Regions from separate parts of the Homo sapiens genome. Here region 2 is linked to region 1. The links are chromatin loops, found by intact Hi-C in ENCODE. Cell type or tissue: mammary epithelial cell. All regions are shown on one strand. Links, peaks and the distances in the headings refer to the core of each region. The heading gives the core; the rest is flanking DNA.

Region 1 (12,867 bases), core at 17-8,016:
CACTGGGGCATCATTCACACAATAAACTTTCACTGATTTCTTGCTGGGTGCCAAGCACAGTGCCAGGCCTTGGGGGTACAACCAGACACAAGATAAACATGATCTGACACTATTCAGTGGAGAGAGAGAGGAGAATTTGAACAATCACAGAAATAAAGGAGGACAATATGAGTGAGTGGTGCTAGCCAGAGATTTAACAAAAGGTGATGTGGCAGAGAGTAGCTGCATGGACACTTCAGACTGGGCGACCAGACATTCAGGTGGATGATTGAGTGTCCAGAAGGAGACAGTAATGCAGAGATCAGGGGACAGAGCATCCAGGCAGTGGGAACAGCAAGTGATTAACCGAAAGTTAAGAGCCTCTGCTATCACTGAAACAATGATTAAACACATGTTATCTTGGGTGAAGGCTCCCTACTCCCCAGCTTGTAGCAGGGACAGAAGGAAAACAGCTCCAGCCATCTCCCTTGAGCAGCTTTGTCCCAGTCTAATTTGCCTTTCCACTGGTCAAACTGCTGCTGCCTGACAAGAGCCCTGAGTCCCAGATCCCTGGACCAACTCCGTCAGAAATTGCCTTGATGCACAGGATAAGTGAGGTCTGGAGCCAAGCAGACCCATGTTCCAATCCCAGATCTTTCACTTACTGGGACTCTAGGGCCCATTAGTTAAGCTCCCTGTACCTTGGCTGTTGTATGTACAAATGGAGAAATCTAGCTTGTTGACTTAATGCCAGGCTTAAAGGAAACCACACACGTATAGTGTCTGGAGCAAAATGGGCCTGTGGTGGGCCAAAATCACCACAGCTAGAAAACCCTTGGAGACCATTTAGTCCAGTCTTCTGTTGAAAATGGGGACACTGTGGCCTAGTCTTGCCCAATATCACTTCCATTCAGGACTCCAACATAAATCTCCCGGAGCTCGTACTTCCCTGAATATTAAATTCGTCTTTCAGAAATAGCACAAATTCACTTTCCACTTGTATCACAAGGTTGAAGAGTGGCTGTGGGTGTAGGGGTGTGTGGGCATGGGTGTGAAACATGCTAAGAAAATCACTTAACACACAAACACACATGTGTCCCCACATCTCTGATACATGTGTGCAGACTCCACAGGCGAAGAATCTCGCTCTGTTATTCCTAACTTTGACTTCTGATCCCAGTTCTTTAACTTTCTGAATGTAGGGCTCAGAGTCCCCAGCTGTATAATGGGACACTTAAGACAATGTTTGTGCAGCCACCACCATGTCCACTCCCTTGAGACTCTGCGAGTCCCCAGAAAGCCATTGCCAGCATCCTCTAGCAGGTTTTGGTGCAATGGCAGAAATGATGATCTGTGTGTAACATCTCTAGGAGCTGCCCTGGCCTGGGAATATGACTGGGGAGGGTTGGTGGCTTTTCTGGGTCCAATGCCTTCAGCTCAGTGCAAAGTCTGTCGAGGCTATATCCTTCTACTACCTTCCTTTCTCCCGCTTCATGTACCACTGGATCCAGAGGCTGGTCCCAGGAGTCTGCTGCTTGGGATGCTGGGAGCTGGGAGGAAGAAGGGTGGGCTAGAAGCCTGAAACATAGGGAGGAGACAGACTGAGAAGGAAAGGGAAGAGAAGGGGCTTGGAGGATAAGCTGGAGCAAGAACTGTGAGAAGGGAAGAGGGATGATGAGAGGTGAGGCAGAAGCAGGGACTAGGCTGCTGGAAAAGACAGAGCCATAGGGAGGAGAGAGGCAGGCAGCAGGAAAAGATGGCTGAGCCATCCTGAAAGACAGAGAAGAGGAGGATGGGAGGATTCGGGAGGACAGAGAAAAAAGTGCCTGGGGAGGGGACAAAGAATGACATGGGGGAAGGAAAAAGCGAGCTTTAGAGGGGGAGATAAAGCAGGGAGGAGAAAAGGGGAAGCAAAAGGGGGAGAGGAGGGAAGAGTGGTCTCAGAGGCAAAAGGAGGAACAGAAGAAAGGGCGAGGAGGAGGGAAAGCAGATGAGAGAGCCACAGAGGGAGAAAGAAGCAAGGAAGGAGGAGGGGCAGGAGGAAGAGGAGCAAGAGAGCAAAGAGAGGAGAGAGAAGCACAAAAAGAAAGGAGTTGGAAGGGGAGCAAAGAAAGGTAAAGGCAAGGAGTGCCACTGCAGATGGCATCTGTGACCCAATTGTGAGGGGTGACCAAATCCAAGCCTGGGAAGACCCATTTCAAAAGGAACATGACAATGGCCTGCCGCTTGTCTCTCAAGAGTCCTTGTGGCATTTCCCCAGCAGAGGGGAGCCAGCTCATGACCTGCCAAGACCCCTTCCACTCCACCAGTGACCCTTTCATGCCCCCTCCGAGTGAGCCCTGCCACCCAGCAAAGCTGAACACCAAGCTCTGCATGTTGGCCTGGCATGAGAGTCAGCTAAGCTTTTCCACCTGTCATCACTCTGCCGCCATAAGTTGCCAGGATAGGGTCCCAGATATCTCCCTCACTCTCTTCTTTTCTTCTTCTCTTCCTCCCTTATTTCCTCCCCTCCTTTCTTCTTTCCTCTTTCCCTTCTTCTTGCCTTCCTTCTCTCCCTCTCTCCTTCCTTTCTTATTCCTTTCTCCATTCAGAGCTGGCCACAGCCTTACCTCACCTCCACGCCCCTCAATCCCACAATGGGGGAGGCGGAGGTCTCGGCCCAGCCCTAGGTCTAGGTTGAATCCCCAGAGCGGAAGCCAGGTAGAACCCAGGAGTGTGTATGGCAGTAATCTCAAAGCTGGCCACTCAGTACAGTCACCACCCCTTTGAGTAGCAGAGAAAAGCTGCTTCCAACTCCAAGCTGTGGCTTTGTAGGGCCAGTAATTCAAAGTACTAGTGATTTACTAGTGGCCCTGATCTAGTGATGGTCACTGGTTATGAAAACTACTCTTAAAATAATGGGCAGATATTAACCACTAAATAAGATTTTCATGCCATTCGAAAACGATTCAATACATGACAAGATTTGAAAATAGAAAAATCAAGTTTTAGCCAGCTCCATCTCAAAATCCTCAAATGTCACCAATCAGGACTTACTCCATCTGGCTATGATGTTATCTCCGCAATTGGGTAAACAACCCACCAGAAACCTGGGTTTCCGGCCCACAGTGGCTCAGTCTGGGGATGCTATCACTTTGAGGTTCAGGAGCAACTTTGGGTTGGCATGACCACAGCAGCCGGTGTTTTGAACCGCACACTCCACTCCTTTCTGCACACAGTACCTGAAACTGTTCCATAACAGGTACAGTTAGCTCTCGGCACGTTTACGCACAGTCACTGCCTCGCCTGCCTTGTCTTTGAGCCAAGGAAAACTGTTTTCTGTTCCACATGGTCAGAGCAGAAAAGGAAGAACAAGACCGTGCCTGTAAAATGAGATGCTGGCAGAGTTCCTGTTTCTCAGATTCTTTACTCCCCCACCTAGCCCTCAGTCCACATCTGCACAAAACTGGTCTATTCTCTGAAACGTCTGCTATGCTATGGACACACCGGACACAACATTGTTTCCTAAAGGGCTGTATTTTTATTTCATAGGCATAATAGAAAACAGCAAGCACCTGAAAAAAATCAAGAAATACACTGGTTTTCCCATTCTTTTAAAAATATTTGTTGGCATCTACTCTGGGTCAGGCACTGGACAGAGACAATGCAATCAAGCAACAAGAGGTGACTTGATTGAATGGGGCTGGGGAGATCTCTAGAGACCCCCCAGATCAGGGTGGCTTTAGAAAAGAAGTCTGTTTCACCTTGAAACCTGAGGGACCCAGTGCTTACAAAAGAGAGAGAAAAGGGGAGAGACATGAGCTAAGGCTTCCGGGCCTGGCCTGAGGAAGCAATGCTCCTGGGCCACTGGTAGTACACCCAAATTGTTGCACTGGTTTTGAGGCGGGGCTTCAACTCAGCCTCTCTAAGCACATTGCATATCCAAGTGCTCAGCAATTAAATCGATCCACAGAGGTGACTCACAGGCAGCCAGCCAGCACAGTCACGGAGCCCTGTCTGCATTACCAATTTGCCTGCTCAAGTTGCTGCCTTGTTAATGTTATTTACCAAGCCCGATGCCCTGAATACCTGTCCCTAGCCCCTGCTGGAGCCCTCCAGCCATTGTCCCTGTTCGCCTGTCACATCTTGTCACTACCTCCCTGAATTCAACAGGTTTGGGCAGCCTGTCTGCAGACCTGCCTCCTCACTCTTGTATCTCCAGGAGCCAGGAAGGTGGCCTAGCAGTCCCAGCCTTACCCTCTCTCAGAACAGGTCCCAGAGGTGAATGGCCTACAGCTCAACCCTCCTCCCTTTCTTTGGGCAAGAGATGGAATGGGTTGCCGACAAAAACCCTGCAGGGTGGCACCGTGTAGTTGGCAAATGTGGCCATTGAGAGGAGAGGGTGAGGGCAAAGGCTCCAAGGGGGATGTGGAGATGAGGAGATCTGAGGCAGGCGCTGAAGAGCTTCCTCCTGCCATGCCCTGTGCCTGCAGCTGCCCTGCTCAAATTCTTTCTTCGCCAGAGGGTCTTGGGGCGCTCCCACTCCTGGAGTACAGGTCGTGCAAAAAAGCTCCCGCTACGTGGAGATTGAGCAAGGGCTTGGCAAGCCCAACGGTGCGCTCGAATCGCGGTGCAAGAGCGTCCCCACCATTCTTTACGGCCGGAGGTGGAACAGCAGCAGGGCGAGCTGTCTGGAGCCCGAGGCAGCCTTAGCTTGGTCAGCCAGGCGCTGTCCAGACCTGGCCCAGGCTGCTGCCCCACCCAGGCCTCTTGCCCAGCCCACTTCAGTCGGCCTTCCAAGACTCGGATCCCGAAAGCTGTGCCCCCTCCAGCACCAGGCAAACAAGCTATATCTTGGTGGAGCAGATTCCACCTTCACAGAGCCAGAGTGCAACAGAATGCCAGAACAGAAGGGTCTCCAGAGACCTTACCCGTTATATAGATAACAAAACAGAGGCTACGGGTTCAAGGAAGTGCCTTGTCCACAGGCAACCCTGGGAACTCCTGATTATTATCTCACCACTGTTCCCATCCAGCTTCAGTCCTGAGCCCCTGTGACCATCCACCTTGCCTTTCTAGACCAACAAAGAGAGTGGGTCTATGCCCCAGGGACTCAGACCCTCAAGAGCCAGAGACCCACGCCTACGGTTCCCTAGGATGCCTACACCTCCAGCTGGCCTCTGATTCCACCACTCCAGGAAGAAGTTGGAGGCACTTGGATATGGCACAAACCCAGGTTATGAAACCCAGTTGGCACTTAAATGACCTAACAACAAATTGCCCAATTTAATTTGCTTACCCGATTCAATAAAGGAGAAACAAGAAACCCAATCTAATTAAAAACATTGATCCGTAGAAACTGGCAACTCCAAAGTCCTGGCTGGAAGTTTGAGCTTAGACAAACTTGAATGATGCAAGTGTACAAGCTGAGGTAAGACGAATCTATCCTCTGACTCCCCAGGAGGGCTGCAAACGGCCTGCGAACTTCCTTTCTTAAAATAAGTGGGAAACTGAACCCAAAAGGGAAAGAAATTTGTTCAGTTCACCACTGAGATCACTTTAACTCCAGGATCTGTAGAGCCCAGGAGAGAGTTAGGTTCATGCTCCACTGAACCCCCTCCTGGCCACAGACTGAGGCCATTGGTCTTGCTCTTCAACACTCTTGCTCACTTGGCTTGTGGGACCTGGCATCTCATCCTGCTTGCCCATCGAGCTCCTCTGCATCTTTCAAGACCCTGGGCAAATATCACGTTCCAGGGACAAATCTGTCCAAAGAAGACAAGACAGAAGCTTGCTGAGGCCCCCTTAGCACTGCCCAGTTTGAGTCATGTGAATATGCAGTTAGGCTGGCAGTGCTGGGAAAGAGCAGGGTCTTCCTCAAGCCTAGGGAAGCCAAGGAAAGAGGCTCTATTGGATACTGTCCTCTTCCCCAGCTACCCTACTGTGCTATGTTCCAGATTTCCAGGAATAGAATAGTCCAAGTCCCCAGAAAATGGGAGTGGAACAGGACCAAGCTTAGGTTACAGGGCTCCCAGGCCAGTGTTCCTACGGGCCCTCTCTAAGCGTGGCCTTGGTCCCAGCCACAGCATTGAGTCCCTTTTGGACCTGGGCTTAGCAAACATTTTATCTAGAAAGGCATCTTCATCACCCTCCCCGTCAGGCTAACTGTAACTGGCTTGGTTTCAGGTCCTAAATCAGGGCTAGATTGTCCTTCCAGGGAAATGTCTGCCTCAGAGAGAAGCAAAATCACTTAGTTCTTGGCAGCTCAGTCTCTGCCAGGGGGAAGTTGACCTGCCACTGAACCCACAGCCAGTATGGCACACCACTCCTCCTGCTGGGGCCAGCTGGTACCCCATGCCTGCCTACCCCAGCTCCCTGTTCAACTGGGGAGCTCTACCTCAGCAGAGCTCCCTGGGGACCAAGTCCACACCCACTCTCCTCCTCCACACACATACCCTCTTGCAAGTAGCTTTGGCTATAGGAGGGTAGCATGAATCTCACACAGCCCCATCCTCCAGGAGCAAGGAAGGGGGAAAGCCACAAATACAGATGATAGCTGAGTCACACTTGTTTATAGGGGATCAAAGAAGGCTTTGGGAGGGAGGTGACATTAGAGGTGACTTTGAAGGATTAGAGGAATGTTGCAGACAGATGTAGGGATAGAAGTAGGTGTAAGCCGAGTTTCTCGTGGGACAGCTCCAGTTGGGTTACGGAATACCAAGGAGTTTTGTGTGAGCAAAACCTGCAGGGCTATGAGGATGGGCAGAGAGAAGCAGCTAAGGATATGGGGTTTAGTCCATTAGAGAAAAAAGAGGAGGCCAGCCCCTAAGAAGTTCCCAGTATTGGGCATGTACAGAACACTGAGGTACCAGTAGCTGCTCTAGGTGCTACAGATGTAGTGGGGGCCAGCACAAAGGTCTATCTCAGGGAGCTGACATTCTAATTGGGGAAACAAGCAATAAACAAGGAAACCAATGAACAAGAAGATTGTGGAGGGTGCTAAGTGCTGTTAGGAAAACCTCACAGGGTGCCGAGATCAGCATGACTGGGAGGCTGGGGGCTCTTTTCATTGTGGAGTCCTGAGGACAAGAAGCCAGTCACAGAAGTTCCAGAGGAAAAGAGAGCAACACATAAAGACAGCAAGCGCAAGGCTGCCAAGGGACAGAGAAGCTGGGTGTGTCTGAGGAACTCAGAGGAGACTGGAGGACCTGACTCCAGAAGAGGCCAGGAGAGAAAGCAGGTGAGGCCAAGGATGCTGGCGGGCGCTGTGCAACAGGACCTGGAGACCAAGCCATGAGTTTGAATTTTATTATAAGAGTAATGGAAGACCCCAAAAGAATGTAAGCAGAATGAGACATGACTTTCATTGCTTTTGACTACTCTGCTGGCTAGATGGAGAGTGGGTTGGAGGGGAGGGAGCAAAGGTGGAAACAGGGACACCAGTCTGGAGGCGACTGCAGTCATCCAGGAGAGAGCCCTGCACGAGGGCGGGAGTGGCGGAGGTGGGAGAGGTGCATGGATTCTAACTGGACTTTGAAAAGTTATGCAGACAGGGTATTTTCTGGCTGATTGGATGCAGTGGATGAAGAAAAGAGAAGGATCCAGGATTACATCAGGAGCTTTGGCCTGAGCAACCTGAAGGACAGACGTGCCATGACCAACATGGGAAGATGAGCAGGTTCTCTAGGAAACACCAAAGGGTGAGTTATGGTGGTGTTACTTTTCAAATACCATGGTGGCATCAAGTAGGTATTTGGCTAAATGTACACAATCATCTGTGTACTACCTTCATGTGACACTGGAACAATTATTTATATAATAATTTTATTTATGTCAATTTTAAGTAGGCTGACATTAGCTCCATGCTAACCAATCTTATCCATAACATCAAGGGTTTTTTAGACTTCTAGTATTTTTTTTTTTTTCTGAATACAATAAGTAATGACAACCATAGTGCTCAAGTCTCCCTGTAATTCCACCCTGACATTCTCTCCTTCCCCAGTCTCCAGCAGAGTCTGGGTACCTAGCATGAAGAAACTTGTACTGGGCATTGGCCTTGACACCCAGGAACCTCTGAGGGCCTTCAAAGGGACCACAGTGGGGCACAATGGGAAAGAGACCTTGTCCAATAGCTCTGCAAGGCCCCGGGGGGCAGCCACCTAACTGCCTCAACCGGCCCTGCTCAGTCCTCTGCTGGGTGGAGGGTTCGCAGAGTGGAGCCCACCACCCTTTCCTGAGGTTCATGCGCCCTCTGGTGGTAGGGTTCCCCATCTCTGTGCACTGGGGGCTTCCTTGTTTCCAGGCTAAACAGAAGACAGAGACCCTCTGCCTCGGATTCACCGAAGGGAGGGGATAAATGGTCAGACTAACTTTAAGCTCCAGACCAAGGAATAGATGCTTCTGAGGCTTGGACTCAGGCTGGGCTGGCCAGGCAAGGACCACCACAGGTCACACCAAAAGAAGAAGGAGTGTGGTGCGCAGGAGAGGGGACTTTTGTTTTGTATAGAAGGTCACCAATGCAGAGAAAAGCAATTGATGGCCATATGCAAATAGAGCAATTTACCTTCAATGGGTATTTTCAAATGAAAATAAAAAACATTCCAATTTAAACATTTTAAAATCAAGAGCAGGAAACATCAGGCTGTGCTGAATAAATCCAACACATAATGGAAAACGTACTTCAGTTCCTATATTACAGCCAGTTATAGGAGAGAGGCGGGGGCGGCGGCCAGCAACAGACAGGAGAGTCACGCTCTTACAGAGAAAACAACCGGAGAGAGGGTGGGTGAGGGGCTGGCCAGAGACAGACACTGCCTAGGCTGACATCCAGATCCTCACACAGGCACACGCGCACAAACACACACACACACACACACACACACACACACACACACGACAAGCTGCACAGATATTCCTTCTGTTGTTCCTTCATCCTTTTCTCAATGAACAAACTGTCTTTAGATGAGAATATATTATTGCTAAACAGACACTTGCAGACCAGTGTGCAAGGGAGTCTCACATAGAAAGCTGTGGCAGGACTCGGAGAAGGGGCCTGTGAATTTCATCTCAGAAGAAAAAGTGGCAGAAAAGGGTAATCCAGGCAGAGGGAACAGCATGAGAAAATACCTGAAAGCATTCCAAGACCTGAACACTAACTTCTCAAAAAGGAAGTTTTCATCACCTCTAAAAATGAATTCAATGTAATTTTATTAAGAGCAGGAAATCTAGACCTTCCTCTAATGACAATCCAATAGTCCACCCTCGCTGTTGTCAAAAAAAAAAAAAAGTTCAACCCCAAAATTAACAGTAATTAGCCTGAGATATTGTAAATGTGGCTCTATAGTCTGAAATTTAATGGCATCTTTTGTCAAAAATAGTCTTTTTTCCACTTTAGTCTCATGACTACAATACTATAGTGCTATCCCTATAGTATTTACTACAGTACAGTCATCAAAAATATCTGAAAAAAACTCTTAGACCTTGTGAAATAGTGCATCCATCCACTTCTATAAAATTAGGAGCCACGCAAAGATCTAACAGAGTGCTGCTTGCCCAGATCCAGAACAGAGAAAGTTAGTGTTAAGGACTTGGAATGTGAACACATTGTTTGTAGTGCTATCCATTCCTCTCCTGAGATTTTCACTTACTACTGGAAATCCTTAACCAATTATAATAGCTTTTCTCTCTTTATTTTCAAAATGACTTCCTTTGCTTTGCTTAGACACTCTGTGCTCTCTTTTTTTTGGGGGGTGGGGGGAGCGGGTAACCATAGTTCATCTAAATGCAGCTTTTTCTGAACCTTAAAGATAGAATCCCGTTTTTAATGAACTGAAGTAGCAAAATCACCTTTTTCATTATTTTGGGAAATAGCTATTGCCAAAGTGAAGGTGTAGATAATGCCTAGTCTTGTTACATAATGGGGATGTGGTTTGCAGAATTTTCTTTATAAAATTGTAGTTTCAAGGGATGTCAGTGTTTATGCCACTTTTCCAGTTCCAAAATGATTCCATTCCATTGTAGAAATTTGAAGTATGTAACTTGAAATCCTTAATAAAATTTGGATTTAATTTTATTTAAAAAATAAAAGAAAATACCTGAAAGCTGAAGAGAACATAGACATTCGAGACATGGCAAAAAGTTATGAGAGAGTGGGCCCAAGGATATCTGGGGAAAAGAAAACTGGAAGAGGGTGGGAGCTGAGCCCTGGAGTCTGTGTCTTGAACCAATGAGCTCCCCATGTGGTCCAGAGAAGGTGCCTGCCTTGCCCTGGGGAAAACCAAATCCAAGACACAATGTCCATCCCATGATGTGGGCTGGAAATCAGGCACCTGTTGGGGCTGGGCTGATGGTGAACCAGGCTCCAGGGAGAACACTGAAGATTTCTTGCTGAAATCAAGGCAAAAAATTTCAATGCAGTCATCCCCCTGTTTCTGGCCCCAGTACCATCTTACGCCTGCAAAAATTACATTTTGTCCTGGTTCCAAGACACGGTAAAAACTGAACTCAGTGCAACCTTAGCAATGAGGTTATTGGCAAGGAGCTGGCTAGGTCTCCGAAGACTCCTCCTGTTGCGTGGGGTTCTCTTGAGGCAAAGGGGTTTAGAGCTTTTTCTCCAAGCCCAATACCCAAAGGGGGGTGTACACAAAGCACTGCTCCATCATGAATGCATCTCTCTCCTTCTGCAACTTTCAGGGACCAGGACCTAGGCATGTGTCATGTTACAGATCCGTCCAGGTGAGTCTTCCCCTGGTTAAGGTTTCTTCCTCTAAGCTAGGGAAGAGGTCAAGAAACTACACTAAATGTAAAAGAAGCCTGGCCAGAAGGATGAATCCACATAAAAAGGAATGGTAATGCCAAAAGCACAGGCAACAGAAGCAAAAGCAGATGAATTGAATTACAACAAAATTAAACACTTCTGCATACCAAGGGGCACAATCCACATGGTCACACCGTAGAAAAGCAACGTAGACAGTAAGGAAAATAGTTACAAATCATAGCTGATAAGGGTTTAATATCCAGAATATATAAAGAACTTCTACAACTTGACACTCCAATTAAAAAATAGCCAAAGAACTTGAATAGACATTTCTCCAAAAAAGATATACAAACGGCCAATAAGCTTGTGAAAATATGCTCAAAATCACCACTCATTAGAGAAATGAAAATCAAAGCAACAGTAAGATTCACCTGACACCCATTAGGATAGCTACAAAAAACACAGAAACTAAGTGATGGGGAGAATGTAGAGAAATTGGAACCCTTGTGCATTGCTGGTAGGAATGTAAAATGATGTCACTGTTTTGGTGACACACAGAAAAGAAAATGGTTCTTCAAACAATTAAAAATAGAATTACTAAGTGATCCAGCAATTTCATTTCTGAGTATATGCCCAAAAAACTGAAAACGGGGTCTCAAAGAGCTATTTGTATACTCATGGATACAGGAATATTCACCATAGTCAAATGGTGGAAACGACCCAGGTGTTCATCAAGAAATGAATGACTAAGCAAAATGTGGTGATCTATACAATCAAATATTATCTGGCCTTAAAAAGGAAAGAAATTCTGACACATGCTACAACATGGATTAGTCTTGAGGATGTTATGCTGAGTAAAATAAGCCAGACACAAAGGACAAATACTGTATGATAGCACTTATATGAGGTCCCTAGAGAAGTTAAATTTATAGAGACAGAAAGTAGAATGGTTGCTTCCAGGGGCTGGGTAGAAGGAGCAATGGGGAATTTTTACTGGGGACAAAGTTTCAGTTTTGCAAGGTGAAAAATTCTCAAGATTGTTTTCACAAAAATGTGAATATACTTAACACTACTGAACTGTACACTTACAAGTGATTACGATGGTAAATTTTGTGTGTATTTCACCACAAGAAATACATGAATAAATAAGTGGTGTGCATGTGAACAGGAAGGCCTCTGAGTCTGCACCTGGATTTTCTTGCCCACTAATTAGTACTTTTCCTTTAGGCTCCTGATCGTGTTAGAATGCCCAGCTGAAAGACCTGATACTCCAGGAGATCTTTCCCAACTCCCCCAGCAGAGCCAATGCTTCTGTCAAGGCATGACTGCTGTCAGGGAGAAGCATGAGAGTTTTGGTCCGCTGTGTTTCTTTGCTCATTCATCCATTCATTCACTCATTCATGTGTTCACTTACTCCCCCAATGAATAAATGTTCTCTGAATGCTCCTCAGTGCCAGCTATGTCACTGAGGCTCCAAATAGACACATGAGGTAGACTGTCTTGGCCTTGTCCACAGTCAGGAGGGGAAACCAAGTCCACTAAAACTGACCGCACATTACAAAACCAGGACAGAGAGGCTCTGCGCTGTGGGAGCCTACAGAGGAGATAATTGACTAGTGTGGGAGTGGTTGCAGTCAAGTGGGCCTTCTGCGAGAACGTGGTGCCTGAGGTAAGCCCTGAAGGACCCATAAGGCTTAGGCAGGCAGGGAGAGGTGGGAGAGTGTATTTCAGACCGAAAGAGTTCTGGATAGGGGCAAAGAAAAGTAGTCTTTCCTTCATATCCTTGCGTTTCACATCTGCAGGTTCAACCAATGGCAGATTAAAAATATGCAGGAAAAAAATAACAGATCAAAATAATACAAAGAAAAGATACAATATAACAGCTATTTACATAGCACTGACATTGTATTAGGTGTTACAAATAATCGAGAGATGACTTAAAGTATGGGAGGATGTGCATAGGTTATATTCAAATACGACGTCATTTTGTATCAGGGACTTGAACATCCACAAATTTTGGTATCCATGGGGACTCCTGAAAGCAATCCCTGATGAATACTGAGGGACAACCATATGGTGAAAAGAGAGGGATTAATGAAGGGAGGGAGAGAATGTGAACAGCAGAGTTGAGCAATAACCACAGATAGTTCAAA
Region 2 (16,695 bases), core at 4,244-12,243, 600 kb after region 1:
TATGGGATTGTCATTATGAATACAGAAAATAATAATTGGAAATCTCTCCAAACCAAGCCTGACAAAAATTAGCACTCAGTAGATGCCAGCTGTTCTAATCAGGTATCAGAGCTGGGCCACATGTCCCCCCTACAGCCAGGTTAACTTCCTTTGCACCTCTCTAGGATAACTCACAAGCTGCCATATCAGGACTTTGGCCTGGCCTCCAACCTAGAAATGCTCCTGGGCATTGACTGTGGTAGTGGTTTTAGGCACTTTTCATTGACCAAGGTGGAACCCTGTAGTCCTGTGCAACAGAGAGGTTGACTGTGTTAGCAAAACAAAAGGGAGCATACTCTCACTGACAGCAAGAAACCAAAGGAAGGCTTAGCCGGGTAGGGATGGCATGGGCATGCCACCAAAATACATACTCTTGTCCAGTGTTTGTGCCTAGTGCACTTGACCTGCACAGGAAAATGGGATGACATGACCCCATATCTAGAAAATCCCATCCTCTCAGCCCAAAATCTCCTTAAGCTGATAAGCAACTTTAGCAAAGTCTCAGGATACAATATCAATGTGCAAAAATCAAAAGCATTCCTACACACCAACAATAGACAAGCAGAGAGACAAATCATGAATGAACTCCCATTCACAATTGCCACAAAAAGAATAAAATACCTAGGAATACAGCTAACAAGGGAAGTGAAGGACCTCTACAAGGAGAATTATAAATCACTGTGCAAAAGAAATCAGAGATGGCATAAACAAATGGAAAAATGCCCATACTGCCCAAAGTAATTTATACATTCAATGCTATTCCCATTAAACTACCATAGACATTCTTCACAGAATTATAAGAAACTATTTTAAAATTCATATGGAACCAAAAAAGGGCCTGAATAGCCAAGGCAATTCTAAGCAAAAAGAACAAAGCTGGAGGCATCATGCTATCTGATTTCAAACCATACTCAGGGCTACAGTAACCAAAACAGCATGGTACTGGTACAAGAACAGGCATATAGACCAATGGAACAGAATGGAGAACCCAGAAATAAGACCGCACATCTACAACCATCTGATCTTTGACAAACTTGACAAAAACAAGCAATGGGGAAAAGATTGGATTCCATATATTTAATAAATGGTGCTGGGATAACTGGCTAGCCATATGCAGAAAATTGAAACTGGACTCCTTCCTTACACCATATGCAAAAATCAACTCAAGATGACTTAAATGTAAAACCCAAAACTATGAAAACCCTAGAAGAAACCTAGGCGATGCTATTCATGACATGGCCAAAGATTTCATGATGCAAATACCAAAAGCAAGTGCAACAAAGCAAAAATTAACAAACGAGATCTAATTAAACTAAAGAGCTTCTGTATAGCAAAAGAAACTATCAACAGAATAAACAAACAACCTACAAGATGGAAGAAAATTTGTGTAAACTATGCATCTGACAAAGGTCTAATATCCAGCATCTATAAGGAACTTAAACAAATTTACAAGAAAAAAACACAAAACCCCATTAAAAAGTGGGCAAAGGCCATGAACAGACACTTCTCAAAAGAAAACATACATGCAGCCAACAAGCATATGCAAAAAAGCTCAACATCACTGATCATTAGGGAAATGCAAATCCAAAGCACAATGAGATACCATCTCACACTAGTAAGAATGGCGATTACTAAAAAGTCAAAAAATCACGGATGCTGGCACGGTTGTGGGGAAAAAGGAACACTTTTACACTGTTGGTGGGAGTGTAAATTAGTTCAACCATTGTGGAAGACAGTGCAGCAATTCCTCAAAGACCTACAGACAAAAATATCATTCAACCCAGCAATCCCATTACTGGGTATATATGCAGAGGAATATAAATCATTTTATTATAAAGACATATGCATGCCTATGTTCATTGCAGCACTATTCCCAATAGCAAAGACATGGAATCAACCTAAATGCCCATCAATGATAGACTAGATAAAGAAAATGTGGTACATATATACCATGGAATACTATGCAGTCATAAAAAAGGAGGAGATTATATCCTTTGCAGGGACACGGATGGAGCTGGAGTCATTATCCTTAGCAAACTTACACAGGAACAGAAAATGAAATACCTCATTTTCTCACTTGTAAGTGCAAGCTAAATGATGAAAACACATGGACACATAGAGGGAACAATGCACACTGGGGCCTACTGGAGGGTGGAGGGAGGGAGGAGGGAGAAACTCAGGAAAAATAATAATGGGTACTAGGCTTAATACCTGGGTGAGGAAATAATCTGTACAACAAGCCCCCATGGCACACGTCTACCTATGTAACAAACCTGCACATCCTGCACATATCCCCCGAACTTAAAATAAAAGTTAAAAAAAAAATTTAAAAGATGAAATGCGGTCTTAAGGGTGGAGCCCTAATCCAATAGTATTGGTATTCTGATAAGAAAAGGAAGAGATGAGAGAGAGAGAGAGAGAGAGAGAGAGAGAGAGAGAGAGAGAGAGAGACAGAAAGAGAGAAGGAATCTGCATGTGCAGAGGAAAGATCATGTGAGGAAACAGCAAAAAATCAGCTGTCTACAAGTCAGAAAGAGAGTCCTCACCAGACACCGACCCTGCTGGCACCCTAATCTTAGACTATCTGACCTCCAACCTCCAAAACTGTAAGAAAATAAATTTCTGTTGTCTAAGCCACTCACTCTATGGTATTTTGTTATGGCAGCACAATCTGACCAACATAAAGAGCGTCCTCCTAAAACTTCATGTCTACCTGGAAATAAGGTCTTGGCAGATGTTATTATTTATGTGAAGGTGAAGTCATACCAGATTAGACTGGGCCCTAAATTCAATGCCTAGTGTCCTTATGAAAAAATACCACGTGAAGACGCAGTGACACAGAGACACAGAGGGGAGAACTCCACATGAAGATGGAAGCACAGAGATTGCAGTGATGCAGCTGCAAGGCAAGGAATAACAAGGACTGATAGCCACCACCAGTAGCTAGGGAGAGGCAAGGATTCTTCCCTACAGTCTTCAGAAAAAGCGTGACCCTGCTGACACCTTAAATTCAGACTTCTGGCCACAGTTAACTAATACAGTGGTAGAGCTCCAAGCTCTTTCTGTTCTTTCTCCTGCCCCACACTGCTTCTCCAATTAAATTTACCTCTATTTCTGAATTCAGAAGCTGTGTTAAGACTTTTTTCTTCCAACAAGATTTTTTTTTAAGAGACAAGGTCTTGCTATGTTGCCCAGGCCGAATTCCTGTGCTCAAGTAATCCTCCTGCCTCAGCCTCCCAAAGTGCTGGGATTACAGGCATGAGTCACCATACGTGGCCAAGAATTTTTAATGTTCAACATAATTTTTTATTTTTATTTATCTATTTATTTTGAGATGGAGTCTTGCTCTTGTTGCCCAGGCTAGAGTGCATTGGCTTGATCTCGGATCATTGCAACCTCTGCCTCCCAGGTTCAAGTGATTCTCCTGCCTCAGCCTCCTGAGTAGCTGAGATTACAGGCCCGCACCACCACGTTCGTGTAATTTTTGTATTTTTAGTAGAGACAGGGTTTCACCATGTTGGCCAGTCTGGTCTTGAACTCCTTACCTGAGGTGATCTGCCCACCTCGGCCTCCCAAAGTGCTAGGATTACGAGCATGAGCCACCGCAGCCAACAACGTAATTTTAAAAAATCTCTTGGGAACAATTTCAACAGTCAAGAGAGTGTAAGGTGAAACATAAAAACCTTCTACCTCCCTATCCTCTTGTCGTACTGCCCCTCCCCAGAAGGGACAGTGTTTAGCATCCCATTTGGGGTCCCTCCAGAGGCTGCCCATGCGTGGGGATGATACAGACCCTTTTTCTTAACCAGCTGATACCTTATTTTGCACACTGATAAGTAACTTGCTTCTTTCGCCTACCAAAAAGCCTCTGCCGTCTTCCTTTGGCCATCTGGGAGAAGGCTGTCCCGGGTAGTGCTCCTCAGCAGCACCTTAGGGGACAGTCTCTGAAGTCGTACTGTATGGGTTCAAATCCTGGTTCTACCACTTACCAGCTGCATGATTCTAGGCAATTGCTTAACCTCTCTCCTCCCAGCTGGCTCATCTGGGAAGTGAGTACCAATCTCACAACTTTCTACAAGGATTAAATAAATTAATGTACACAAAACACTTGGAACAGTGCCTGGTACAGAGAAAATGCTAGATACCTTGGTTTCGTTAACAGGCTTGTGGTATTCCCAACTATGAATGGATCATCATTTATATCTACACGGACATAGACACTGCTTCCAGCTTTTCACTGGTAGTTATCACTTCAGTTAACATCTTTGTGTGTGCCCCCTTGTGTGTGAGTGTCTAGAGGATAAATTCATGGGGATTGAGTTGGTTGTGCCAGTTTTCCCTTTTTCTGTTGCCTCACACCCACACGAACACCAGGTTCCTATAAAATACTTTCAAATTGTAATCAGTAATGCTGTCAACATTGTTGCATATATTGTGGTCTAGTAAGCAGTGTCTGTTCTTCCTTTCTTTTGATAAATACTTGCATTATTTGTTCATAAATATATTTCATGGTTGTTTACGAATGGCAAAGTGACAACTATCTTAGAGTTTCCTCTTTCAGGATGGCTTTTCACAGCTATATAGTGGTTGTTCAAAGGCCATTGTAAGAGCATCTGGGCTGGGCACTGTACTCCTAGCACTTTGGGAGGATGAGGCGGTGGATCACTTGAGGTCAGGAGTTCGAGACCAACCTGGCCAACATGGTGAAATCCTGTCTCTACTAAAAATACAAAAATTAGCCAGGCGTGGTGAGGGGGTGGGGGGCACCCATAATCTCGGCTACTTGGGAGGCAGGAGAATCGCTTGAGCCTGAGGGGCAGAGGTTGCAGTGAACCGAAATCACGCCACTGCACTCCAGCCTGGGTGACAGAGCAAGACTCCATCTCAAAAACAATAAGTAAATAAATAAGAGCATTTGGCCACATCTGGTACTGGAGACATGTAAGCTCAGAGGGCCCTGCTAGTAGACTTTCCTGGCTCAGTATATGTTGGGGTGGAAATTACCTGCACTCCCTTTAGACAAGAAAAGCTGATTCAGAACCTGTCATACTTGGTATTAAGCTAATGGAGCCCACTCTATTTTCAGACAAACCCCAGTGTCTGAACCCTTGGATAATTTGCAGTGGAGTCATATGGACTCAGGGTGGCTTGCCAGGGGTCAGTCAGTACGTCAGAAAAAAATGAGATTGGTGACGTGGAGAGTATTATTAGCATTCAAGTGCTCAGTTCCAGCAGCAGGAGCGTACAGCATGAACAACCAACTTGGCCATTAGTCATCTTGAAATCACCTGAACGGATGACTCTTGATAAGATAGGAAAAAAACAACCATTGTACAACAGAGAAAATATGATTTTTAGGAAGGTAGAGAGGAACTAGTGTTTGGGTTCACTTGTTTGGGGGTTGTTTCTCGCTGTTCCCCTTCCTCTGTGCTAGAAAGAATGGAAAGAAGAAAGTGATAAGTGAATAAATATAGAAAAATACAAAATATTCATAGAATTATGAAATCCTCTTCTCAAAAATAAAAGATTTCAGAAGTCATCCAGGTTAGTCCCTTCTTGTACAAGTGAGACAACTAGGTCTCTGAGAAGGAAAATGATCTGATCCCAGTCACCTGTGCAGGGAATCCAAGCAAGTCAATTACGTTCATTCAGCCCCAAGTCTCTTGCGTGCTCCGGGCCCTATTCTGGGGGTTAGAAACACAGGGAAAAACAAAGCAAGGCCCCAGACAGGCTTCTCTTTAGGTTGGGCAGAGGTCTGAGGTATAGAGAGAATAATGATGCAAGGCAAGGACTGGGAGAAGAGCAGGGAACAGAACAAGAAGCTTATGGGTGGTTAAGTAAAGACCAAAAATGAAGGCTTTAACTGCTGCAGAGTCTGAAGCTCCCACAACAAGATACGCAGGTAGGCTTGGTTCCATTTAACAGACCAGGAAAGTGGGAACCCTCTGGAAGCTGGAATATTCCCACCCAATTGTTGCAGAATGAAATTGTCATTTACCAAAAGTCCAGTAGTTTGCCTCCCTGCCTCAGGCATTGTGGGGGTTCAAAGAGTGATGAAGACACTGCACTTCTGAAAATCACAGGGCAGCAAAAGCCTCAAGAAGCTAAATGATTACATAGAGTCCGTGGAGCTGTGATAAGCGCACGAACACTCCAACTTCTGAGTCCTTTAAGATTTACACACACAAACACACACATCCCACACACACACCAATCAAGCAGGGTGTGCTTAATTATATAAACACAAAAGAGTTGGATGAAATAAGAAAACAGGTGAGTTTTGGATTTTTTATACACTTATCCGATGAAGCCTTACAGCAAAGTTGCAGCGATGAGACGTTTTAAGAGAAAAGATTTCCATCCTTTGTGGAGAGAATATTACATCTGAAGCAGTCCCCAGGGCCGTGTGAATTAGAGACGCTCCTGAATAAGAATGAGAGCTCCATGTTCATGCTGTCTTCCCCCCAGCCTGCCCCCAGCACTCTAATTATAGAGTAGTGGGAAGATTGTCTCTCTTGTTCTCTGAAAATGACTTGCAAACAAGCCAAATCATCTTAACAGGTGAAGCCCCTAGAACTGGTTGCTGCCCTGTGTGTGTGGTGATCAGACTTGCTGGAAGATTTTTCTGACTTGGAAATGAACTGATTTGAAAGTCGTATAAAATGCAACTGTGCTTGCTTATACATTGACTGAATCATCTGTGCTGACGAGAACATAATGACACAGTCACGACTCTCTGAGATGTGTGCCTCTGGCACTCTCCGCAAAAGATGGAACGGACCACTGGGAAAAGACTTCCTTTGAAGCATTTGAAATCCTCTATCCTCCCACCCCCCACCCATTGTAGTCCCGCCCTGTTCTCCAGTAGAAATGTTGTTGCTCCTCCAAATGCAGTCATTCTGTGTGCCAATTATTCCTAACATGGTTTCTATGTTCACATTTTCTCAGGATTAAAAACGTGTCCGAGAAAAGCAGAGGTTTTTAATCCATGGCCACGATCTGTTCAGCAGCAGCAGACCCCCTGAATGCCACATTTCGTGCATCTGCAGTTTTCTGATTCTCAACAGAGTTCACAATTCCCAAATGCTTAAAAGTTCATCTTTAAGTGATCTGAGAAGGTACCTGAGGGACCAGTGGCCTGTTATTTTGGGCAGAAGCCCAGGAGGGGTTAGCAGCCAAGTTTAGTCACACCTGAAAACGTTTGAACAGCCCCCAATCTACATCAGGGCACCCCCAATGATGCAAATGGAAAATAACTGAGCAAATGAGTCCACTAGTTAAACAACAGCACCCCCAGCGTGTAGAACGGCGCAAGCAATGCAAAGAGGAATTCCGCCGCAGGCAGTTAGGATGGATGGCTGGGGATGCTGGAGCCCCGGAAAAGTACTGGTTTCCAGCCAGCACTAGCAGTGATTCACCATGAGGTGACCAATGATGCCTAACTTCTACCAACCTCCCAGCGTATATTCAAGGGCTTTCTGCTGCATATTGGAGTCGGGAGAACTCTAGACCAGAAATCAGAACTCTGGAATTCAAGTACTGGCTCTGCCTTTAACTAGCCCTGTGATTCCGGGCAAATCACTTCACTCCTTAGGGCCTTTATTCTAATGTAAAGCATTGCTTCCAAGCCTTAATGGATATCCCTTAGTTTTCTTATTCTGACATCTATCCACTCCTTTATTTTTTTTTCATGTTTCCATAAATGTTTCTTGAGTCACTAATATATGCCAGTAATTAGGTGCCCAAGACCCTGGTTACCGTCTCCATGCTCATGCTGAATTTATGGATTCAAATTTTTCTCCTTATCCTCTTTCCAGACAGGAGAGGTCTAATTAGGCTAACTCCTTGCATACGAAAAATTCCAAGGCCAGGTGAGGTGGCTCATGCCTGTAATCCTAACACTTGGGGAGGCCAATGTGGGAGGATCACTTGAGTGCAGGAGTTTGAGACCAGCCTGGGTAACATAGTAAGACACTGTCTCTACAAAAGATTAAAAAAAAAAAAATAGCTGGGCATGGTGGCGCACGCCTGTAGTCCCAGCTACTTGGGAAGCTGAAGTAGGAGGATCACTTGAGCCTGGGAAGTTGAGAACACAGTGACAGCACCACTGCACTCCAGCCTAGGTGACAGAGTGAGACCCTGTCTCAAAAAAAAAAAAAAAAAAAAAAAATTCCAGCCCCCATCACTACCCCTGCTCTCCCTGTGCTCTTGCTAGACATTGTCATACCTACCTGCCTCAATATACAAATGAAGAGGCCAAGATCCGGATACAGGTAGAGACTTGTCCCAGGATGATCCAGTGGGTCACTTCTCACAGTTCCTGGGTGCACCCCCAGAGAAGCTTTGAAGCACATGGAATTGTTGGGGAATCCATTTCTCTGATTTTAAATCTGTATAATGGACCTTAGAGAAACTTTCAGCCTGAAGAGGAATACCCAGTGACCCAGACCTCCTTCCTCAGCGACCACTGGCGAAGAGGAAATAAAATAGGTTAGCCCTGGTGCTAGGAGGTATCCCGGGAAGCCAGGCTGAATCATTCTGAGAGTGGGGATAGGAGCGGAAAGAAATTTGGCCTTTGAAATGGATAGGTCTGGTACTGCAGAGATGGGGGAACAGGCCACCTGGGGCCCTGTGGCAGGGCAAGCCCGGGCTGCAACTAAAGAACTAAGATCCAGCAAGATTCCATCTTAGAGCTGGTGCAAACTGAGGCAATCGGTAAGGGAGAGTATGTCATTCTCAGTGAAAGAGCGCCCTCTAGTGTCCGTAAGAGACCTTGGCACCACTGAAGAATTTGGAAAGAATAAGAAGTACACAATCTCAGTAACCAGATGAGACTCAACTTGCTACCTTTCCTTGATTGTAGCCAAATTTTTCCTCCAACACATAGATACTTTCAAGTAATGAAAAGCAATTAGTCATGAGGTGAATTTGTGGATTTCCAGGAATTATAAGCATAGGTCTGAGTCTGAAGCCTGAAGGAGCACAGACAGCACCCATGGGCCAAACCTATGCTCTGGAATATTCTTCATGGTGTAGGTGTCTTGCACACGTGTGCATGTCATTTTTCTTTACAATGTAATTTTTAATATTTTTTTAGAAAATTGATTTATACTTATTTCAAAAAGCTTGGAAAACATAAAAGTAAATCTCTGGCCTTGAAGAAGTAACAGAATCTGGAATTACTCTTCCACCATAAGCAACTGGAAGTTGGATACAACATACGAAAGAACTAATTTTAGGCACTAGACAAGAGGCAACACGCATGGCATCACAGATAAAGAAAGAAATGAGGTAAGCCCAAACCTTGGAGCATGGAGGAGTGACTCAAGCAGAGCAAAGAAGTTTCCCTGAGTTGAAGAATTGGAGATTAAAGTTCAAGGAGGCTGAAGTAGCTAAAATGTGCGGGACAGAGTACCAGAGATGAGGCAACTGCATGGAGAAAGAACTCCAGAAATCTGACATGGGCTCTCCTTAGGTCTTTACTGAGTACTAGAGTGAGCAAAGAACAACTGGGAAGTTTTAAAAGAACTATGCTCAGAACTCACACAAGACTAGCAGACATTCAAACTCTGGCCCAGAGGAGTAAAGAATCCTCAGTAGTTATCTATGTCATTCAATGGAGACCCCAGAGGGATCATACATTAGTAATAAATCTGAGGTATCCCCAGAGAAAAGGCTACTCTGGACCTCCTCCAGCAAAGCTTAAAAACAAAACTTAAAGAGACAAAACAGAGTGACAGACAACTTGCTTCTCTGTCAAAACAAAGTCCCACAGTCTTTGAAGAAGATAAAATCCACTCAATGATGTAACATTGACAGTGTCCAGAATCCAATCAAAAAATTGTCAGATACACTAAGAAGCAATAAAATGTGAGCCAAATGGAACTTCCAGTGCAGAAAAATATAGTACCTGAAATGAAAATTGCACTGGATAGGAGTAACACTAATTAGACTTTACAGAAGAAAAGGTTAGTAAACTTCAAAACATAACAATTAAATCTATATGAAATGAAGATTGAAAATAATAAACAGAATCTCAGTGATCTAGGGGACTCAGAAGGGGGTGCAGAAAAAATATTCAAAGAAATAATGGCCAAAATTTTTCAAAATTTACTGTAAGCTATAAACCCACAGATCAAAAGCTCAACAAACTCCAAGAAGACTAAACATGTAGAAAACCACAAGGCACATAAAAATTAAATTGTTGAAAAGGAATAAAGCTGGAGACATCACACTATGACTTCAAAATACACTACAAAGCTATAGTAACAAAAACTGCATAGTACTGGCATAAAAACAGACACATAGACCAATAGAACAGAACCCAGAAATAAATTCATGTACTTACATCCAACTGATTTTCAACAAAGATGCCAAGAACATTCAATAGGAAAATGATGTCTCTTCAATGAATGGTGCTGAGAAAACTGGCTATCTGTATGCAGAAAAATGAAACTAGACCCCTATATCTCACCACATAAAAAAATCAAAATAGATTAAATACTTAAATGTAAAGCCTGAAACTATGAAACTACCAGAAGAAAACATTGGAGAAATACTTCAGGACATTGGTCTGGGCAAAGATTTTGGGGTAAGACCTCAAAAACACAGGTAACAAAAACAAAAATAAACAAATGGGGCTTAAACTAAAAAAGTTCTGAACAGCAAATGAAAGTAGAGACAACCTGTTGAATGGGATAAAATATTTTCAAAATATGCACCTGATATGGGAATAATAATGTCCAGAAAGTACAAGGAACTCAAATCAACAGGAAACAAACAAACAAACAAACAAGTAATCCATTAAAAAGTGGTCAAAGGACATGAATAGATATTTCTCAGAAGAAGATATACAAATGGACAACAGATATATGAAAAATGCTCAACATCACTAATCATCAGAAGAAATGCGAATCAAAACCGTCATGAGATGTCATCTTACCCCATTCTTAATAGCTACTATTAAAAAGACAAAAAATAACAGACATCGGAGAGAATGTGGAAAAAGGGGAACTTGTATACATTGTTGCTGGGAATGTAAACTAAAACAGCCACTATGGAAAACATTATGAAGGCTTCTCGAAAAATGAAAAATAGAATTACTATTTTGATCCAGCAATCCCACTACTGGGTATTTACCCAAAGGAAAAGAAATTAATATATCAAAGGGATTGCAGCACTATTCACAAGAGCAAAGACATGGAATCAACCTAAATGTCCACTAATGAATAAATGGATAAAGAAAATGTGGTACATATACACAATAGAATACTATTTGGCTATAAAAAGAATGAAATCTTCTCATTTGTAGCATCATGGATGGAACTGGAGGTCATTATCTTAAGTGAAATAACCCAGGGACAATAAGACAAATATCACATCTGGGAGCTAACTTTGATCATATGGAGGTGGAGAGTGGAAAGAGGGATAACAGAGACTGGTAAGGGTGAGTCGGGGGAGAAGGGAGGCTGAAGAAAAGTAGGTGGCTGTGTCCCCACCCAAAATCTCATCTTGAATTTTAATCCACACATGTCAAGGAGGGACCAGGTGGAGGTAATCAGATCATGGAGGAGGTTTCCCCCATGCTGTTCTCGTGATAGTGAGTGAGTCTCACGAGATCTGATGGTTTTATAAGAGTCTGGCCTTACCCCTGCTTGCACTCACTCCATCCTGCTGCCCTGTGAAGAAGGCGCCTGCTTTTCCTTTGCCTTCTGTCATGATTGTAACTTTCCGGAGGCCTCCCCGGCCATGCTGAACTGTGAGTCAATTAAACCTGTTTCCTTTATAAATTACCCAGTGTTGGGTATTTCTTCACAGCGGCATGAGGACAGACTAATACAGTGACAATACTTCATGAAAATGTCGCACCCTAAATTACATCCTAAGTACCCTGACTTGATCACTACACATTATATACATGTAACAAAGTTTCACATTTACTGCATAAACTTATAAAAAAAAAAGAAATCAATTTGATGAAAACCAATGGTAAAGAGAAAAATATATCTATTTAAATCCAGAGGAGAGAAACACTTTATTTGTACAGCAAAGTTAACTCAATTTGGATCTTCAACATAAATGTGAAAGCTAAAACTATAAAACTTCTAGAATAAAATATAGAAGATCATTGTGATGATTGGGTTGGCATAGATTATTTTTATATACAAGACAAAAAACACAAATCATCCAAATAAAAGTGCACTGTACTTTGTTAATATTTTAAAACTTCTGCTTTTTGAAAGATTCCATTGAGCAGGGGGAAGCAAGCCACAGAATGGGGCTAAACATTTGTAATACACATATCTAACAAAGAACTAGAATATATAAAGAATCCTTGTAACTCAATAAAAATAAGATAAACAACAGCGTTTTTTAAATGAGGAAAATATTTGAACAGTCACTCACCAAAATATACATGCAAATGTCCAATTCACGCATGAAAAGCTGGCCAACATAGTCATAAAATAAATTAAAATTAAAGCCTCAAGATGCCATTACCCACCCACTAAAAAAGCTAATTTTTTTAGGTTGATAATATCAAGTATTGGCAAGAATTTAGAGCAACTTGCAACTTTCATGCATTGCTGTTGGGAAAACAAAACCATGCAAACACATCAAAAGCTAAACATACACCTGCCATGCTACTGAGCATTTCCACTTTTAGCTACTTACTTCAGACATGGAAACATATGTCCACACAAAGACCCCTGCATCAATGTTCATAGCAGTTTAGCCATAAGAGCCAAAAACTAGAAACAACCCAATGTCACCAACGGAAGAATAGAGAAAAATGAATGGAATCCTAGTCAGCCATATGTAGGAATAAACTATAGATACGTATAACAACACGAATGAATCCCCGAAATCTTATGCTGAGTGGGGGAAGAAAAGCCTTACACAAAAATTACCTATTGTCTGACTACAATTATTTGAAATTTTAGAAAAGGATGAAACTAATATATGTCGGGAAAAAATCAGAGTGGTGGTTTTTTCTGGGTGATAAACGTGGGAATTTACTGGGAAGGGACGTGAGGAAACTTCGGGTATGATGAAAATATTGTATGATTTGATGGTAATTCCACAGGTGTATACATTTGTCAAAACTCATAGAAATGTGCACCTACAGTAGGTGCACTTTACTTTATATGAGTTATACTACAAACATGTTTTTAACAATCTCAAATCTATTAAAGACCTACATTTGTAAAGAATAACTTTAAAACCAAGAGAAGAAAATCTAGAATATCTTCAGGATTGTAGGGTAGAGCAGAATTCCTGGTGAAGATGCAAAAAACCCAAGTCATGATATTTATGATGTATATGATATTTAAACTTTTTATGTCCAGAATGTGTATCTTGTACAAATCAAACATAAAAAGACAAATTACTCAGCAGAAAATGGGTAATGAATATGAAAACAAAGTTCACAAAAGAAGAAATTCTGATGATAAACATGAATTTTAGGTGTCCCAATCTGTGGGGTGGTGTGTTTTTGTCCAGGAGAACTACATGGCCAGGTGAATGGTTAAACAAATTGTTGTATGTCCATACCACCGCTGAAAAGCACATGGAATACTACTTTAAACAAGGGAATGAGCTACTGATACAACAATTTGGATGGATTTCAAGGACATATGCTGAGTGGAAAACAATTTGTAACAATTTGTATCTCTAAAGTCAATGTATGTATAATCCAGACTGAGTAATTCAACTTCTAAATATATACCCAATAGAAATGTGTTTATCATATACACAAGAGTGTTCATAGTATTATCTGTAATAGTCAATAATTGGAAACAACCCAAATGCCCATCAACCATAGAATGTATATATAAATTGTGGTAATATCACAACAGAATACTACGCAGTAATGAAAAGAAACAAACTACAAATACATATAATACCATAGATCAACCTCACAAATGCAATGTTGAAGAAAGGATGTAAGACCCAAAGAAATATATACTGTAGGATATCATTTATAAAAGCTTCAAAGACAGGAAAATTAATCTGTAATGTTAGAATTCTAGACAGTGTTTACAACTGGAAAGGAAAGAGAAGTAATATTGGGGAGGTGAATTCCGGAGTGTTGTCCATGTTCTAGCTCATGACCTGGATGGTGGTTATACAAGTGTGTTCATTTCATTATAATTTCTATAGTTTTCTATATCTGTTTTAGTTTTATACAAAAGTTTAAAATGTGAATCATTAGTAAATGATTTGGAGTCATTTGATCTGTTTGCTTCTGACCAATTGTATGGGTTAATAGCAGACCCAGAGACTATCTAGACAAGGTTTTGAGGATGGGAACTCTAGTCTCCTAGTTATGAGGCTTACAGCCTACCTATTCTCTTTTTATTATTTTAAATTCAGAGGGTACATGTGCAGATTTGTTACGTGAGTATATTGCTTGAGGCTGAGCTTTGGGCTTCCATTGAACCCGTCACCCAAATAGTGAACATAGCACCCAATAGGTACTTTTACAACCCTTGCCCCGCTCTCTCCCTCTCCCCTTTTGGAGTCCCCAGTGTCTATTGCCCCCTCTTTATGTCCATGTGTACTCAATTTTTAGCTCTCACTTATAAGTGAGAACACATGCTATATGGTTTTCTGTTTCTGTATTAATTCCCGTAGGAAAATGCCATCCAGCTGCATCCATGTTCTTGCAAAGGATATGATTTTGTTCCTTTTTATGGCTGTATAGTGTTATATGCTGTATATGTACCACATTTTCTTTATCCAATCCATCGTGGATAAGCACCTAGGTTGATTTCATGTATTTGCTATTGTGAATAGTGCTGTGATACACATGTGAGTACAGGTGTCCTTTTGGTAGAACAATTTATTTTCCTTTGGGTATATACCCAGTAGTGGGATTGCTGAGTCAAATGGTAATTCTATTTTTAATTCTTTGAGAAGTCTTCAAACTGCTTTCCAGAGTGGCTGAACTAATTTGCATTTCCACCAACAGTGTATAAATGTTCCCTTTTCTCTGCAACCCTGCCAATATCTGTTTTTTTTTTTATTTTTTAATAGTAGCTATTCCGACTGGTATGAGATGGCATCTCACTGTGGTTTTGATTTCCATGTCTCTGATTAGTGAGGTTGAGCATTTTTTTCAAGTTTGTTGCATGCTTGTATGTCTTCTTTTGAGAGGTGTTTATTCATTTCCTTTGCCCACTTTTTAATGAGGTTGTATATTTTTATTAATTTGTTTAAGTTCCTTATTGACTCTGGATATTAGTCTTTTGTCAGATGCGTAGTTTGTACATATTTTCTCCCATTCCATAGGTGGTCTGTTTACTCCCTTGATAGTTTCTTTTGCTGTGCAGAAGCTCTTTAGTTTAATTCATTCCTAATTGTCTATTTTTGTTTTTGTTGCATTTGCTTTTGAGGACTTAGTCATAAATTATTTGCCTCGACCAATGACCAATACCAAAGGGTATTTCCTAGGTGTTCTGGAATTTTTATAGTTTGAGGTTGTACATTTAAGTCTTTAGTTCATCTTGAGTTAATTTTTGTATATAGGGATAGATTGTGGTCCAGTATCATTCTTCTGCATATGGTTAGCCAGTTTTCCCACCACCATTTATTGAATAGAGAGTCCTTTCCACATTACTTATTTTTGTCATTGAAGATCAGATGGCTGTATGTGTGTGTTTTATTTCTGGGTTCTCTATTTTGTTCCATTAGTCTATGTGTCTGTTTTTGTACCAGTACCATGCTGTTTTGGTTGCTGTAGTCTTGTAGTATAGTTTGATGTCAGGTAACGTGATGCCTCTGGCTTTGTTCTTTTTGCTTAGGATTGTTTTAGCTATTTGGGCTCTTCTTTGGTTCCACGAATTTTAGAAAAGTTTTTTCTACTTCTGTGAAAAATGATGTTGATTGTTTGATAGGAATAATGTTGAATCTGTAAATACTTTGAGCAGTGTGGCCATTTTAATGATATTGATTCTTCGAATCTATGAGCATGGAATGTTTTTCCATTTGTTTGTGTCATCTCTGATTTCTTTCAGCAGTGTTTTGTAGTCTTCCTTGTAGAGATCTTTCACCTCCTTAGTTAGATGTATTCCCAGGTATTTTATTTTTTTGTGTGGATATTGTAAATGGGGCTGCATTCTTGATTTGGCTCTCAGCTTGGATGTTGTTGGTGTATAGGAATGCTTCTGATTTTTGCACATTGATTTTGTATCCTGAAACTTTACTGAAGTCGTTTATCAGGTCTAAGAGTCTTTTGGTGGAGTTTTCTGGGTATAGAATCATATTGTCAACAGAGATAATTTGACGTCCTCATTTCCTATTTGGATGTCTTTTATTTCTTTCTCTTGCCTGGTTGTTCTAGCTAGGACTTCCAGTACTATGTTAAATAGTAGTGGTGACAGCAGTCATACTTATCTTTTTCTGGTTCTTAGGGAGAATTCTTCCAGCTTTTGCCCATTCAGTATGATGTTGGCTGTGAGTTTGTCATAGGCGGCACTTATTATATTGAGGTATGTTCCTTCAATGCCTAGTTGGATGAGGGTTTTTTTTTTATTGTGATACCTATCGTCTTTATCCTTTATTTATCAGTCTTCACCTTTTATTTTGGCATTTCATGGGAAGTCATTACCCATAACACTGTCCATTCACCTGGAAGCATTTGGAAGAAGACGGTGA

Evidence for each region. Peaks named below come from ENCODE experiments on the same cell type or tissue, not always from the same donor. Only the 100,000 strongest peaks of a DNase experiment are listed, where the experiment ranks them.
Region 2: it touches region 1 in a loop (7-fold over the local background); 2 of 110 quality-filtered maps call a loop at or near these places.

What each region holds. Positions count from the first base shown.
Region 1 is chrX:151,745,297-151,758,163 of GRCh38, reverse strand. It overlaps CNGA2 (cyclic nucleotide gated channel subunit alpha 2), which reads right to left. Exons shown (of 7, transcript NM_005140.3): 7 at 12,600-12,867. Among named protein-coding and RNA genes, the nearest start is that of CNGA2, 17 kb to the right of the region's middle. In mammary epithelial cell, for the core only: a CTCF peak has its summit at 4,604; DNase peaks (open chromatin) are centred at 3,303 and 3,903.
Region 2 is chrX:151,143,953-151,160,647 of GRCh38, reverse strand. No RefSeq gene overlaps it. Among named protein-coding and RNA genes, the nearest start is that of MIR4330, 16 kb to the left of the region's middle. In mammary epithelial cell, for the core only: CTCF peaks have their summits at 7,342 and 8,790 (motif pointing left); a DNase peak (open chromatin) is centred at 7,407.